2 separate regions of the Homo sapiens genome follow, and region 2 is linked to region 1. The links are chromatin loops, found by intact Hi-C in ENCODE. Cell type or tissue: lower leg skin. All regions are shown on one strand.

Evidence for each region. A loop is a pair of places that touch in the nucleus more often than their neighbours do. Peaks named below come from ENCODE experiments on the same cell type or tissue, not always from the same donor. Only the 100,000 strongest peaks of a DNase experiment are listed, where the experiment ranks them.
Region 2: a loop joins it to region 1, with 4 times the contacts of the local background. A loop is called at or near these places in 73 of 110 quality-filtered maps.

The regions. Positions count from the first base shown.
Region 1 is chr13:21,107,326-21,115,325 of GRCh38, forward strand. No RefSeq gene overlaps it. Among named protein-coding and RNA genes, the nearest start is that of SAP18, 29 kb to the right of the region's middle. RefSeq lists enhancers at 3,508-3,717, 6,175-7,062. In lower leg skin, no CTCF peak of the experiment used is centred here; a DNase peak (open chromatin) is centred at 3,616.
Region 2 is chr13:21,481,838-21,489,837 of GRCh38, forward strand. It overlaps the pseudogene H2BP6. Among named protein-coding and RNA genes, the nearest start is that of ZDHHC20, 27 kb to the left of the region's middle. In lower leg skin, no CTCF peak of the experiment used is centred here; no DNase peak of the experiment used is centred here.

The DNA.
Region 1 (8,000 bases):
CGAGACCAGCCTGGCCAACATGGTGAAACCCTGTCTCTACTAAAAATACAAAAATTAGCCAGGCACGGTGGTGCATGCCTGTAATCCCAGCTACTTGGGAGGCTGAGGCAGGAGGATCACTTGAACCCAGGGGGACAAAGGTTGCAGTGAGCCAAGATCACACCACTTCATTCCAGCCTGGACGAAAGAGCGAGACTCTGTCTCAAAAAAAAAAAAAAGAATACTTCTCCCACCTTATTTGAAATTTTTAAAATTAGAGACAAATCAAATGGAGTCTAAGTTAATATTTTTGGTACATCCTTGGGATGAAATACCCTGCTCCCATTACAAATGCATATGTCCACAATATGTTGTAAGCAATAAATCAGCTTACAAATGTAATTTTAATTTAATTTTAATTAAAACAGGAAAAAGATATTACATGCCCATTGTAAAAAGCAACTCAAATAATACAGAGGGGAAGAAGGTAAAGCTTCGCCTCCTTTCTCCATCCTTGTTGATGGGACTCAGATTCCTCTTTCTTGTGTATTTTTTACAGACCTTTTCTGTGTGATTCATAGTTTTGGCTTTTCCAGGTTGTCAGAGTTGGAATCATACAGTATGTTGCCTTTGCAGATTGGCTGCTTTCACTTAACAATATACATTTGAGGTTCCTCCATGTTTTTTATGGTTTAATAGCTCAGTTCATTCTAACACTGAATAACATCCCATTGTCTGGATGAACCACAGTTTATCCATTCACCTACAGAAGGACATCTTGGTTGCTTCCAAGTTTTGGCAGTTGTGAATAAAGCTGCTGTATTCCATGTGCAGGTTTTTGTGTGGACATAAGTTTTCAATTTATTTTGGTAAATACAAAGAAGCACAAATGCTGGATTGTATAGTAACAGTATGTTTAGTTTTCTAAGAAACCATCAACTGTCTTCCAAAGTGGCTGTTGGCTGGGCATGTGGCTCACTGCAATTTGGTAGGCCGAGATGGGAGGATTGCTTGAGCTCAGCAAGGAGTGCAAGACCAGCCCCGGCAACATAGTGAGACACTCTATCTCTGCAAAAAAAAAAAGGAGAAAACAAAACAAACAAAAAAACTGATGGTGTTTGATATAGCAAATTTTTATGTATTTATTTATTTTGAGATGGAGTTTCACTCTTGTTGGCCAGGCTGGAGTGCAGTGGCGCGATCTCAGCTCACTGCAACCTCTGCCTCCTGGGTTCAACTGATTCTCCTGCCTTAGCCTCCCCAGTAGCTGGGATTACAGGCATGTGCCACCACGCCCAGCTAATTTTGTATTTTTAGTAGAGATGGGGGTTTCACCATGTTGGTCAGGCTGGTCTTGAACTCCTGACCTCAGGTGATCTGCCCGTCTTGGCCTCCCAAAGTGCTGGGATTACAGGCGTGAGCCACTGCGCCTGGCCCACGTTTTTACAGTTAGTTTATATCTTACAATTTTCATTGGCAGTTTCATTGTAGGTTTAAGTAATAAACCAGGAAACTTTAAAAAATAGATGATAGATAAATCCCTCAAGTGCTTCCCGGTGCCCTCGGGATAACATACAACTTTCTTACTGGGACTTCCTATGTTCTTTATAACTGGCTCCTGCTCACTCGCCAACCCCAACTCTCCTCTGTAGCCAGCCCCCTAAGCATTCCATCCTCTGTCCTTTGCACATATATTCAACTCTGTCTGAAGGCCAGCCCTGCACACCTTCCCCCAGCAATCTCTATTTATCCTTTAAGTCTCGATGTAGAATCATTTATTCCATGAAGCTGCCCTGGTGTTCCCCTCCCCCAACCCCACACTTTGAACTTCCCTAGCATAGCGCTTTTCACCCGATGACAATTGTCTACTTGTTTGATGTCTTCTGAGGAGGTCAGCCAGCCCTGTGACCAGAAGGCATCAGCCCTGAGTTAAGTCTTGCTCACTGTTCTGTTCCTAGCCCCTAGCAGAGGAAGCCCAGCTCCACCATGGGCTCTGGCCAAGTGTCTGTTTTCTGAGTCCTTCTTGTCCCTATCGTAAGGCCCCTCTCTCAGCCACCTCCACATGCCTTTCACGGGGCCCAGGCTCCTTCAGGCGCTCTCCCCATGGCATGCAGGGTGTGCAGGACAGCACGAGGCTGCTCGGGTCACATGCTCGGGAGCCTCAACCTACCACGGCCTCTGTACTACCCTTGTGCCCTGAGGAGCTCTGGGCTCCCTGAGCTGTGGGATCCCTTCAGCCTTTTCTGAGGTTTCTACCAGCCTTTATCTAGTCTGAGTCAGGTTGCTTTTCAGAGACATCGTCAAAGTTTAATTCTATCAACATCACCAATTAGGATGGCCCAAATCCAGAGCACAGACTTATGACCTGGAGAGGATGTGCAGCAACAGGAACTCTCATTCACTGCTGGTGGAATGCAAAATGGTGCAGCCACTCTGGTCTTTTTGTTTGTTTTTTAGAGACAAGGTCTCTCTCCCTTGCCCAGGCTGGAGTGCAGTGGCATGATCATAGCTGACTGCAGCCTGGAATTCCTGGGCTGAAGCGATATCCTCCTATCTGAGCCTCCCAAGTAGCTGGGACTACAGGTGCATACCACCACACCCGGCTAAGTTTTGTTTTGTTTTTTTTTTTTTTTTTTGAGACCGAGTCTGGCTCTGTCGCCCAGGCTGGAGTGCAGTGGCGTGATCTCGGCTCACTGCAAGCTCCGCCTCCCAGGTTCACGCCATTCTCTGGCCTCAGCCTCCTGAGTAGCTGGGATTACAGGCACCCGCCACCACGCCCGGCTAATTTTTTTTCTACTTTTAGTAGAGACGGTGTTTCACCGTGTTAGCCAGGATGGTCTTGATCTCCTGACCTCGTGATCCCCCCGCCTTGGCCTCCCAAAGTGCTGGGATTACAGGCGTGAGCCATGGCGCCTGGCCTTTTTTTTTTTTTTTTTTTTTTTGAGACAGAGTCTTTCTCTGTTGCCCAGGCTGGAGTGCAGGGGTGTGATCTTGGCTCACTGTAACCTCTGCCTCCTAGATTCAAGTGATTCTCCTGCCTCAGCCTCCGGAGTAGCTGGGATTACAGGCATGCACTACTATGCCCGGCTAATTTTTGTATTTTTAGTAGAGATGGAGTTTCACCATGTTGGCCAGGCTGATCTCGAACTCCTGACCTCAGGTGATTCACCTCGGCCTCCCAAAGTGTTGGGATTACAGGCGTGAGCCACTGCACCCAGCCAACATTTAATATTATTAGTATTTGTAGAGATGGGGGTCTCACTATGTTACCCAGGCTAGTCTCGAACTTTTGGGTGATCCTCTTGCCTCAGCTTCCCAAAGTGCTGGGATTACAGGTGTGAGCCACCACACCTAGCCAAAAGCCACAGGTTACTGATACAGCACGAAGAACTTCACATAATTTAAACTAAAACAATGCTACTGTTTGAATGTGTTCCCTTCAAACTTCAGGTGTTGACATTTAATGGCCAATGTGATAATATTAAGAGGTGGCCTTTTAAAAGGTGATTAGACCATGAGGGCTCCTCCCTAATGAGTGGGATTAAGAGCCCTATTAAAAAGGTTTCACATGGCATTCAAGTCTTGTCTCTTCTGCCTTCTGCCATGTGAGGACGCAGAGTCCGCCTGCTCCAGAAGATGCAGCCACAAGGTGGCATCTGGGAGCAGAGTCGCCCTCGGAGACCACACACCTGCCAGCACCCTGATCTAACCTCCCAGCCTCCACAGAACTGTGAGAAATCGAGTTTGAGACATCAAGTGTATTGGTTAAAAAAAAAAAAGTAGAACTGTGAGAAATAAAGTTCTGGTGTTTTTTATGTTTTGTTTTGTTTTTTTGATGGAGTTTTGCACTGTCACCCAGGCTGGGGTGCAGTGGCACGATCTCAGCTCACTGCAGCCTCTGCCTCCCCGGTTCCAGCGATTCACCAGCCTCAACCTCCTGAGTAGCTGGGATTACAGGTGCCCGCCACCATGCCTGGCTAATTTTTGTATTTTTAGTAGAGACGAGGTTTTGCCATGTTGGCCAGGCTGATATTGAACTCCTGACCTCAGGTGATCCACCCGCCTCGGCCTCCCAAAGTGCTGGGATTACAGGTGTGAGCCACCGTGTCCAGCCTGTTGTTTATAAATTACCTAGTCTCAGGTATTTTGTTACAGTGGCAGGAACAGACTAATACAAACAGCAAAAGTAATTAATGATTTAAGACGTGATGACAATGATGTAATTGAAAGTTTAAGATGACCAAGAAGCACCGAGTGGTTTGGAGCCAGGAATGCCATGATTAGCTTGATGGATTAAGCAGATGCCTGGGCTGTAGTGTGGAGACTGGAAGGGAGAAGGCAAACCTGGGACCTGGGAGGCCAGGCAGGAAACTTGTCCACCAGGCAGGAGGGAGGGAGCCCTGAGCCAGGCTATGGCAAGGGTGACCAGAGAGCCTGACCAGGACCTGGTTTGCATAGAACAAGCCCCATTTACACCTGTTGTCCTGGGGCCCCACGCATTCTCAAATGAATCCCAGTTGCAAGGCCAGGCGCGGTGGTTCACGCCTGTAATCCCAGCAGTTTGGGAGGCCGAGGCGGGCGGATCACCTGAGGTCAGGAGTTTGAGACTAGCCTGGCCAACATGGTGAAACCCCATCTCTAATAATAATACAAAAATTAGCTGGGCATGGTGGCGCACACCTGTAATCCCAGCTACTTGGGAGGCTGAGGCAGGAGAATTGCTTGAACCCAGGAGGTGGAGTTTGCAGTGAGCTGAGATCGTGCCATTACACTCCAGCCTGGGTGACAAGAGTGAAACTCCGTCTCAAAAAAAAAAAAATGCATTTAATACACTTAACCTAAACAAGGTGTGGTGGCATGAGCCTATCATCCCAGCTACTCAGGAGGCTAAGTCAGGAGGACCACTTGAGGCCAGGAGTTCGCTGTGTGCTGTGATCACACTTGTGAATAGCCACCACACTCCAGCCTGGGCAACACAGCAAGATCCGTCTCTTAAAAAAAAAAAGGACACCTAGACGGGCACAGTGGCTCACAACTATAATCCCAGCACTTTGGGAGGCCGAGGCGGGCAGATAATTTGAGGTCAGGAGTTTGAGACCAGCCTGGCAACATGGTGAAACCCCATCTCTACTAAAAATACAAAAATTAGCTGGGTGTGGTGGCACACACCTGTGGTCCCAGCTACTCAGGAGGTTGAGGTGGGTGAATCACTTGAACCCGGGAGGCAGAGGTTGCAGTGAGCTGAGAGCACGCCACTGCACTCCAGCCTGGGTGACAGAGCAAGACTCCGTCTCAGAAAAAAAAAAAACAGACACCTAACCTACTGAACATCATAGCTTAGCCTCGCCTACCTTAACATCCACAGAACACTTACATTAGCCTACAGTTGGGGAAATCATCTAACGCAAAGCCTATTTTGTGATGAAGTGTTGAATATCTCATACAATTTATTGAATACTGTGCTGAAAGTGAACACAGAAGGGCTGTATGAGAATTCCAAGTACATATGGTTCCTACTGAATGAGTGTTGCTTTCACGCCACCACAAAGTTGAAAATCTTAAGTTGAACGTCAGGGGCATCTGTACTATATCATGTGTTATACTGGGGACAAGGGTATCTTGGTGTGAAGGGGAGGGCAAAGAATGACCGGGGCTAGGGCCATGGATTTTAGCAGGGCCATGGCCATGCAGCCTGAGTCTCGCCCACAGTGCACGGTGGCTCTGTGACTGAGTTCCTGCACTGAGATGTGATTGGAAGTGACGTGGACAACGTCCTTGCAAATGACGGTGAGGGCTTCCCCCCATTGCCCCTTCTCCTGCTCTTTTGCAGGAAACGTCAACAACCAGAGCCTTCCCCCAGGGAAGGATGGCAGAGCTGTCCCACGAGCCTGGGCCACCACATCTGGACTGTACGCGAAAGAAAAAAGAGCTCCTTTATTATTTAGGCCTTTATTTTTCTATCTTCTTGTTAAAGCAATGTAGCCTGTGTGTTAAAACACAGTAGGTATTTGCTTAATAGACTGTGTAGGAGTTTTAGATGGAAGTCCCCACTCATCACTACTGTTACCCTTAAATAGGTTTAATCTCTTAGATTCCCCAAGTCTTGGACTCAACTGTAGACATTTTGCTATGGACTTTTTTTTTTTGAGATGGAGACTTGCTTTGTCACTGCAACCTCCGCCTCCTGGGTTCAAGCGACTCTTCTGCCTCAGCCTCCCGAGTAGCTGGGACTACAGGCATGTGTCATCACTCCCAGCTAATTTTTGCATTTTTAGTAGAGATGGGGTTTCACCATATTGCCCAGGCTGGTCTCAAACTCCTGATCTCGTGATCCACCTGCCTCAGCCTCCCAAAGTGCTGGGATTACAGGTGTGATCCACCATGCCCGGCCTTGCCCTGGACTTTTTTAAACATAGAGATGAGGTCTTACTATATTGCCCAGGCTGGTCTTGAACTCCTGAGCTCCGGTGATACACCTGCCTTGGCCTCCCAAAGTGCTGGGATTACAGGCGTGAGCCACTGCACTTGTCTTGCCCTGGACTTTTACTGAATGGTCGCTAGGATGAGTTCCCCCCATTAAGGCCACAGAAAAACCGGGAAGCAGAAAGAAGCCTATATACGGAAACTGGCCTGGAGACAGGAGCCTTGGAGGAAAGGGCTCAGCCACAGGGCTGAGCCAGTCCTGGTTTCCCTTCTAGCTGTCTGTGGATGTGCTGAGCCACGTGGGGGAAGCCACGTGGTAAGTTGCTTGAGTTTGGTCCTCTATGTTAGGCTAAAGGGGTAAGTAGAATAAAGTTGACAAATGGTGAGTGGCTGCAGGGGGCTCAGGAGGAAAGCACGGATGCCCCATCCATCCTTTAGACATGCGGGGGAGAGTCCCTGGTGTGATGAAGCCTTCGAGGCCGCCCCGCTGAGTATACCCTGTGTTTACCGCGCAGCAGCTGTGTGCAGGCGATGGAGCTGGCAGGAAGCAGCACCAAGCAGAATGAGACACTGCCCTTGCCACCAAGGGGCTAAGGGGGCACTGAGGAGACAGAAAGACTCTTTTTTTTTCTTTTTTTTTTTTTTCGAGATGCAGTTTTGCTCTTGTTGCCCAGGCTGGAATGCAATGGTGGGATCTCGGCTCACTGCAACCTCCGCCTCCCGGGTTCAAGCAATTCTCCTGCCTCAGCCTCCCGAGTAGCTGGGAATACAGGCATGCACCACCATGCCCGGCTAATTTTATATTTTTAGTAGAGACAGGGTTTCTCCATGTTGGTCAGGCTGGTCTCAAACTCCCGACCTCAGGTGATCCACTTTCCTTGGCCTCCCAAAGTGCTAGGATTACAGGTGCTTGGCCTAGTTTTATCCTTAATAGGCCTCCTTTAAGGTGTTGCAATCTTTCAGTTCATTTTGGCTTAAGGTTCGTATTTTTCTTTTTCTGATGGTGGCCTGCTGGTTCAAAAGGCCTGGTTTCTGAACACGGGGTGCAATTTGTATGGATTGCATTTGGAGCAGGTGACATTACTTAAGCTGTGTTTCCATCCTGGGGTACCTCCAACCAACAAAGTCAAAGATGTAAAATACATTAACGGAGCATTTTCCCCTTGGCCTGCAATAGAAAACTCTAAAGAATTAAAAGAAGAAAAAAAGGAGGAAGACTCCTATACATGTATATACAAAATATATGCATATCTGCTATGGACAGAATGTCTGTGTGCCCCGCAAAATTCGCATGTTGACATTCTAACCTCCATTTTCATAGTATTAGGAGGTGGGGCCTTCAGGAAATAATTAGGTCGTGAGAATTGCGCCTTCATGAATGGGTTTAATGCTCTTATAAGAAGAGAATAAGAGAGCGTCTCCTCTCTCTCTCTGTGTCTCTGTCTCTTTCTCTCTGTGCCATGTGAGGAGGCAACAAGAAATCAACATTCTGTTAGCCAGGAAGAAGGCCCTCACCAAGAACTCCAGCCATGCTGACATCCTGATCTCTGACTTTCAGGTTCCAGACCTGTGAGAATAAATGTTTGTTGTTTAAGCCA
Region 2 (8,000 bases), 370 kb after region 1:
CCCTGCTTTTATGGAACTTACATTCTAATAGGATAAGCAGATATAAACAGATATACAAATATATGTATATATACACATTTTAAGTTGATGATCAAGTTCTAGTAAGAAAAACAACATAGAGAAAGAGGGTGGGGTACAATGGGGATTGGTTTGTTATGGTCTTTTTTTTTTTTCTCCTTCCAGTTTATTTATTTTTCTCTCTAAGACCAATTTACAGTCTATTAGCACTGTGTGAGCACCTGTTTCACCACATATACAAACCCCTCCAAGACTATAAGGATATCATTAGGCTTTATATCAGTGTCAGGTAGTAAACATAATTTTGTACATACTTTGCATTTTATTTCTCCTGAGGTTCAGTATTTTCCATGGGTAAACAATAAATATGTTAGAACATATTTATTCAAGATGAGACATTTGTCTCCTGGTGAGACATCTTGGTCTAATGCTGACTCTGGGGACATTTGGTTGTTGACTGTGAGGTGGCTATCTACATGTGGAGTGGAGGAGTCCTGGCCTTGGATTGAGGAGAACAAGGTCAACTTCTCACCTCACTCGTTTCTGGCTTTTGCGACCTTGGATAAGTTTAACTTTCTCTCTCCTAGGTTTAGTTTTCTTGTGTGTAAGTGCTGCCTTCTCACTGTGAGCTCACACAGCCTTTCCTCAGTGTGTGTGTGCAGAGATCTCTCTCTTCCACTTTTTTTAAATGAATTATTTAATTTGGAGGACCAAGTGCAGAATCTTCCTCTACTTATAAGGCCAAAAATCCTATCCAATTAGAAACTCATTCTAATGACCTCATTTAACCTTAATTACCTCTTACAAGTCCTGTCTAGAAATACAGTCATATTGGGGTTTAGGGCTTCAATATACGAATTTGGGGGGATGGGGAGACAATTCAGTCCATAGTAAACACTTTCTCGAAGAGTAGTTACAATGTTTATAAGAGACAATGTAGGTAAAAGTAGTTTCAGTTACCTGCAGCTAAATGCAGTTTATTATCCCTTCAGAATCCTCTGCAGAAGAGGCACCTAATAAATATTATTTATTTGGACTTAACCTAAGGTATTATTCTTTATATAGTGCCTTCCCATGGAATGATTGAAATCATGTTTATCATTTTGCAGCACAGTTTATTTCTTATAGGGTCATGGCTAATAAAAAACATGGGAAAATGACCCTCACTAATAGAGTCATTAATTTAAATAAGGAAATGTAATTTCAAATTTTTTCTTTTTGGGGGCCTATTACGTTAACAATGCTTTTAAAAATTTATTGTAAATATGAGTGTTATAAAACAGAAATTTCCACATTATGTTGGGATTATAAATTGGCATGCTCCTGAATAGCAATTTTTGGCAATGCATATTTAAGGATCTTAGATAATGTTTTTCACTTTTGATTTAGTATTTCCACTTCATGAATATCCTTAGGAAATAATATTTGAACAAAGATTTATGTACAAAGATGTGTGAGCTGTATGATCTATAATGCATAGAAATGGGAATCAATTGAAATAGTCCATAATGAAGAACTAATTACTTATCAATATATCCATAAATTATGCATCCATTAAAAATTATTTCTAAGCATATTTAGTTATCTAAATATATATATAGCATGACACCTAAGTTTATTTTATATATATGGGATACATGATGTGAGATATATGTATATATGAATGTGAATATATATGATATACATATAAAAAGAATAGGAGATACTAGGAGTTATTTTAATTTTGTCTTTATGTTTCTCATTTCATAAATTTCTATGAAGAACATTTTAATTGTTTTATACCCAGAAAAAAGAGGGGCTAGTTTTTCTTAGCCAGGTGTATATTGGTCCTTCCTTGATTGTTTAAAATACCTCCGTTTATCTTCTTCTAGGATCACTCATTTTTCATTGGTTTATTTGTAAGATGAAGCACTGTCCAGCAGTGACGACTGTTGGAAAAGATATGTCTAAAGGCTGTTGTCTCCTCTTGGCAAGTTTACTTGGAGCTGGTGTACTGGGTGACGGCCTTGGTGCCCTCCGACACGGCGTGCTTGGCCAGCTCCCCGGGCAGCAGCAGGCGCACAGCCGTCTGGATCTCCCTGGAGGTGATGATCGAGCGCTTGTTGTAATGCGCCAGGCCGGAAGACTCGCCCGCGATGCCCTCAACGATGTCATTAACGAATGGCCTTGGAAGAGATGCGGGTGTCGGGGTGGACCTGCTTCAGCAGAGTAGCTCTCCTTGCGGCTGCGCTTGCGCTTCTTGCCAACCTTCTGCGCCTTGGTCACCGCCTTCTTGGAGCCCTTCTTCAGGGAGGGAGCAGACTTGGCTGGCTCAGGCATCTTCAAACACCAGAAGTATGTCCCTGATGGTCTTTTTCACAAGGATAACTGAGTAGAGACCTGACTGATGCAGAGGGGTGAGTCCTATGAAAGACCCAGAGTTGGAAGATTATAGGCCAGGTGAACAGCAAGGCAATGACTTTGAGGCAGGAGAGAGCTTGAGGGGTTCCAGGGAAAACAAGATGGCCATAGTGGTTGAGCAAGAGTGGGAAGGAGAGAAGGTGAGGTTGGGAGTGTCAGGGGCAGGGGCAGGAAGAACCTTGAGACCTTGGTGAAGGTTTGTATTTTATTGTTATGGGAGCCTTTGAACATAACTTAAAGAAGTTATTTACTTTTTTGGTGGTTGTCCTTGAGTTTGCAGTATATGTTTATAACTAACCCATGTCTTCTTTCTTTCCTTCTTTTTTTTGGGGGAGGTGGGGTGGGATGGGGGGGGACAGGGTCTCTGCCACCCAGGCTAGAGTGCAGTAGTGCAATCACAGCTCACTGCAGCCTCAAACTCCTGGGCTCCAGCGATCCTCCTGCCTCAGCCTCTTGAGTAACTAGGGCTGTAGGTATGCATCGCTATGCCCGGCTAATTTATTTTATTTTTAATTTTTTGTAGAGATGGGGGTCCATGTCCTCTTTGAAATAACACTATACTACTTCAAGGGTATGCAGGTACTTTATACAAGAGCATTTTCTCTTTTCTTTCTTTCTCTTTCTGTCTCTCTGTCTCTCTCTTTCTCTTTCTTTGTCTTCTTTCTTTCTCTTTCTGTCTGTCTCTTTCTCTTTGTCTTCTTTCTTTCTCTTTCTTTGTCTTTCTCTTTCTTTTCTTTTCTTTCTTTTCTTTCTTTTTTTTTTGACAGAGACTCACTCTGTCACCCAGGCTGGAGTGCAGTAGTGCAATCTCAGCTCACTGCAACCTCCACCTCCCGGGTTCAAGTGATTTTCCTGCCTCAGCCTCCTGAGTAGCTGGGATTACAGGCATAACCCATCACGCCTGGCTAATTTTTGTATTTTTAGTAGAGACGGGGTGTTTCCCCATGTTGGTCAGGCTGGTCTTGAACTCTTGACCTCAAGTGATCCTCCCGCTTTGGCCTCCCAAAGTGCTGGGATTACAGGCATGAGCCACCATGTCAGGGCCCTCTGGAGGTTTTTTTTTTTTTTTTTTTTTTTTTTTGAGACAGAGTGTTGCTCTGGTTGCGCAGGCTGGAGTGCAATGGCATGATCTCAACCAACTAACTGCAACCTCCACCTCCCAGGTTCAAGCTATTCTCCTGCCTCAGCCTCCCATGTAGCTGGAATTATAGGCATGTGCCACCATGCTCGGCTAATTTTGTACTTTTAGTAGAGACGGGGTTTCTCCATGTTGGTCAGGCTGGTCTCGAACTCCCCACCTCAGGTGATCCATCCACCTTGGCCTCCCAAAGTTCTGGGATTACAGGCGTGAGCCACCACACCCAGCCTGGAGTTTTTAACTCTCAAACTTGTCCGTAAGGAGCCTCTGTCAATACATTAAATCACAGTTTAGGTTTTCTTTATTTCCTTCCATCTTTGAATTTCATTTGTTCTTTTTCTGGTTCCTTAAGGTGTAAAGTTGTTGATTTGAGATTATTGTTCTTTTTAAATGTAAACATTTATAGCTATTAATTTCTGTCTTAAGGCTGGACGCGATGGCTCATGCCTGTAATCCCAGCACTTGAGGCCAAGGTGGGCGGATCACCTGAGGTCAGGAGTTTGAGACCAGCCTGGCCAACATGGTGAAACCCTATCTCTACTAATAATACAAAAATTAGCCAGGATGGTGGCAGGCGCCTGTAATCCCAGCTACTTAGGAGGCTGAGGCAGGAGAATTGCTTGAACCCGGGAGGCAGAGGTTGCAGTGAGCCGATATCGTGCCATTACACTCCAGCCTGGGGGACAAGAGCAAGACTTCATCCCCCCCAAAAAAAAAAATTTCCCTCTTTAGCACTGCTTTCACTGCATCTCATAGTTTTGCTGTTGTGTTTTCATTTTTATTTGTCTCAACGTATGTTCTCATTTCCCTTTTCTTTGAGGCATTGGTTGTTTGAGTGGGTTGTTAATTTCCACATATTTGTGGCCCAGTGGCTTTTATATATACTTATGAAGTTACCTTTAGTAGTATTTTTTTTTCTTCTGTCTTTGAATTACTGTCTATTGTCTTTTCATTTCAGTCTGAAGCACTCCGTTTAGCATTTCTTGTAGGGCAGTACTGGTAATAAGACTCAGTCTTTTAAATCTGGATATATCTTAATTTCTCCTTCATTCTTGAATGATAGTTTTGCTGTATATAGAGTTCTCGGTTGACAGTCTTTTTCTTTCAAGACTTTAAATATGTCATCCAGTGCCTTTTGGCCTCCATGGTTTCTAGTGGAAGATAAACTGTCATTCTTAATGAAGGTCTCTTGTACATGCATGAGTCACTTTTTTTTTTTTTTTTTTTTTTCCACGGAGTCTTGCTCTGTCGCCCAGGCTGGACTGCAGTGGTGTGATCTTGGCTCACTGCAAGCTCTGCCTCCAGGTTCTGGCCATTCTCCTGCCTCAGCCTCCTGAGTAGCTGGGACTACAGGTGACCGCCACCACGCCCAGCTAATTTTTTGTATTTTCAGTAGAGATGGGGTTTCACCGTGTTAGCCAGGATGGTCTCAATCTCCTGACCTCATGATCCGCCCACCTCAGCCTCCCAAAGTGCTGGGATTACAGGCATGAGCCACCGCACCTGGCCGCATGAGTCACTTCTACCTGATGCTTTCAAAATTATCTTTTTGTCTATGGGAGTTGATAATTTGACTATATGTCTCAGTGTGTATCTCTTCAAAGTTTTCCTGCTTGGAGTTCATTGAGCTTCTTAGATGTATATATTCATGTTTTTAATCAGATTTGGGAAGTTGTCAGCTATTATTTCTTCAAATTTTTTGCTGCTCCTTTCTCTATGTCTTCTCCTTCTGGGATTCCTATAATGTGTATTTGGTATGCTTGATGAGGTCCCATAGGTTCCTCAGGCTGTCTTCATTTTTCTTCACTCTTTCTTTCTTTTCCCTAGACTGGGTAATTTTCAATGTCTTATCTTCAATTTTGCCAGTCCTCTCTTTTCCTTGTTCAAACTTGCTGTTGAATCCCTCTATTGCATTTTTCATTTTAGTTATTGCAGATTTTGTTTGGCTCCTTTTTATAATTTCTATTTATACTTTCATTTTGTTCAGACATTGTTTTCTTGATTTCTATTAGTGTTTATTCATGGTTTCCTTTAGAAAACATATTGAACATATTTAAAACAATTGATTTAACATCTTTGACTAATAATTCCAAAGTCTGGTCTTCTTTAGGTATGGTTTCTGTGAAATTCTTTATATCCTGTGAATGGATCATACTTTCCTGTTGCTTTACATGTTTTATAATTTTTTGTTGAGAACTGGTTATTCTGAGCATTATGTTGTAGTAACTCTGGAATCTAATTCTACTCCTTAGGGATTGCTTGTTTTTGCTTGTTGTGGGCTGGACCCATTCCTATTTGTGCCTTTTCCAAACAATGTATCTTCCTTGTTGTGTGTGGCTACTGAGGTTTCTTTTCTGTTATCTCTACAGTTAGCCAGTAACCTGACAAAAATGTCCTTAAATGTCTGACTTTCAAGAAGGAGGGAAGATATCCTGTCTCTTTAAATCTCTTGTGGCTGGGAAGCTGCTTCAGCTTGTGAAGTGGGCATTAAAAAATGGTTGGCCTCCAGCCTGGCCCCTCATCACTTTATCAAAATCAGCAAGCAGCTAGCAGAACACATGACCCCCACTCCTGGAGGATAAGGTCTTTTGTGCTCACACTGGTTCCAGGAAGCTGCCCCAGGAATGTGGGCTGCTTCCCTGACAGTTTCCTGATGCTGGGTGGCAGGCTTTTTGCTGTTGCTGCTACATCACAAAAGGCTGAAGTTCACCAAAATTTACTAGCAACTTCATCAAACTCTCCCTCAAATGTCAGAAATGTTCCAAAATAAGACAATTCCTGCCAGTTCAATAGTTGTTTAGGTGAAGGGACAGATTCCTGGAGCCTCCTGCTCTGCTATCTTCCCTGACATCATTCCCTACATTATGCCTTTTTTTTGAGACAGAGTTTCACTTTGTTGCTCAGGCTGGAGTGCAATCTTGGCTCACTGCAACCTCTGCCTCCTGATTTCAAGCGATTCTCCTGCCTTGGCCTCCTGAGTCACTGGAATTACAGGTGCCTGCCATCACACCTGGCTAATCTCATGTTTTTAGTAGAGGCGGGGTTTCACCATGTTAGCCAGGCTGGTCTTGAATTCCTGACTTCAAGTGATCCTCCCGCCTCGGCCTCCCAAAGTGCTCGGATTACAGGCATGAGCCACCATGCCTGGCCTCTACATTATGCTTTGATTTTTATGATTTAACACCTGGAGGGTAACCTTGTTTCCAAACTTTGGGAGGACATTTCAATTTGTTTCCATTCCCAGAACCTGTTCTGCTTTCTAACCGTATCAGAACCCCTGGCCAGTCTCTCTTGATATTTGCTATCTGTGTCCAAAGCAGAGGCCAAACCAGAGCTGTCTTAAAGCTCCCTTAAGCCATCTACTCTCTCCTGTCCAGTCCTGTAACAGAAAAGCTGGTATGTGAGAACAGCTAAAGCACATATGGGGATTTTTTTTTTTTTTTTTTTTTTTGAGACAGAATCTCCCTCTGTCACTCAGGCTGGAATGTAGTGGCACAATCTCGGCCCACTGTAACCTCTGCCTCCCAGGTTCAAGTGATTCTCCTGTCTCAGCCTTCCGAGTAACTTGGACTACAGGTGCGTGCCAGGATGCCTCGCTAAATTTTTGTATTTTTAGTAGAGTTGGGGTTTTGCCATATTGGCCAGGCTGGTCTTGAACTCCTGACCTCAGGTGATCCGCCTGCCTCAGCCTCCCAAAGTGCTGGGATTAGCGGTGGGCATGAGCCACCGTGCCTGGCCCAGGGTTATTTCTTGTTCCACTTTCCTTTTTGTTAACTAATTCATAGGTCAAACATTTTTTTGAGCGAGTATGTGCTAGCTCTTTGATGGATGCTGGGAGATAGCGTTAAAGGAGTCATGTTGTTGCTATCAATGAGCTCATAGCCAAGGGGAAGAGGCAAATACATAAAAGAATTCCAGTATACTTTAATGAGGCTTGAAAGATATGTGGACAGAAACGTGTGAGGGAACTAACAGCATGTATCCCTAAATGAATTTGAGGGAAAAGCAGGGAGAAAAATGGAAAACTTTGCAGATGAAATGGCACTGGAAGTTAGGCAGGTGGGAGCATCTTCAACAGAAGCACTAGTAAGTGCAAACACTTGGAGAGTGAGAACATGGCCAAGCGGGGTGATGAGAAGTAATTCAGTATTGTTGTAGTGTAAAGTGTGTGGTGGCAAGTGTTAGGATATGAGAAAGATAGATGGGGCAAGATCATGTAGAGTTGAATTTTATTTTTTAAGCGATTTTAGTGTCGTAAGATTATCAGAAGCGTAGTGACATGATCAGATTTATGTTTCAGAAAATAAGTCTGTTGTGAAGGAGGATCTGAAATAAGAAGTTAACAGCATTAATATTTAAAAGCTGCTAAAGGTTTACTCCAGTGCATTTCATACATCATCTCAATCCTTACAAAAAGGCTATGACATCACAACTAAAATCATTC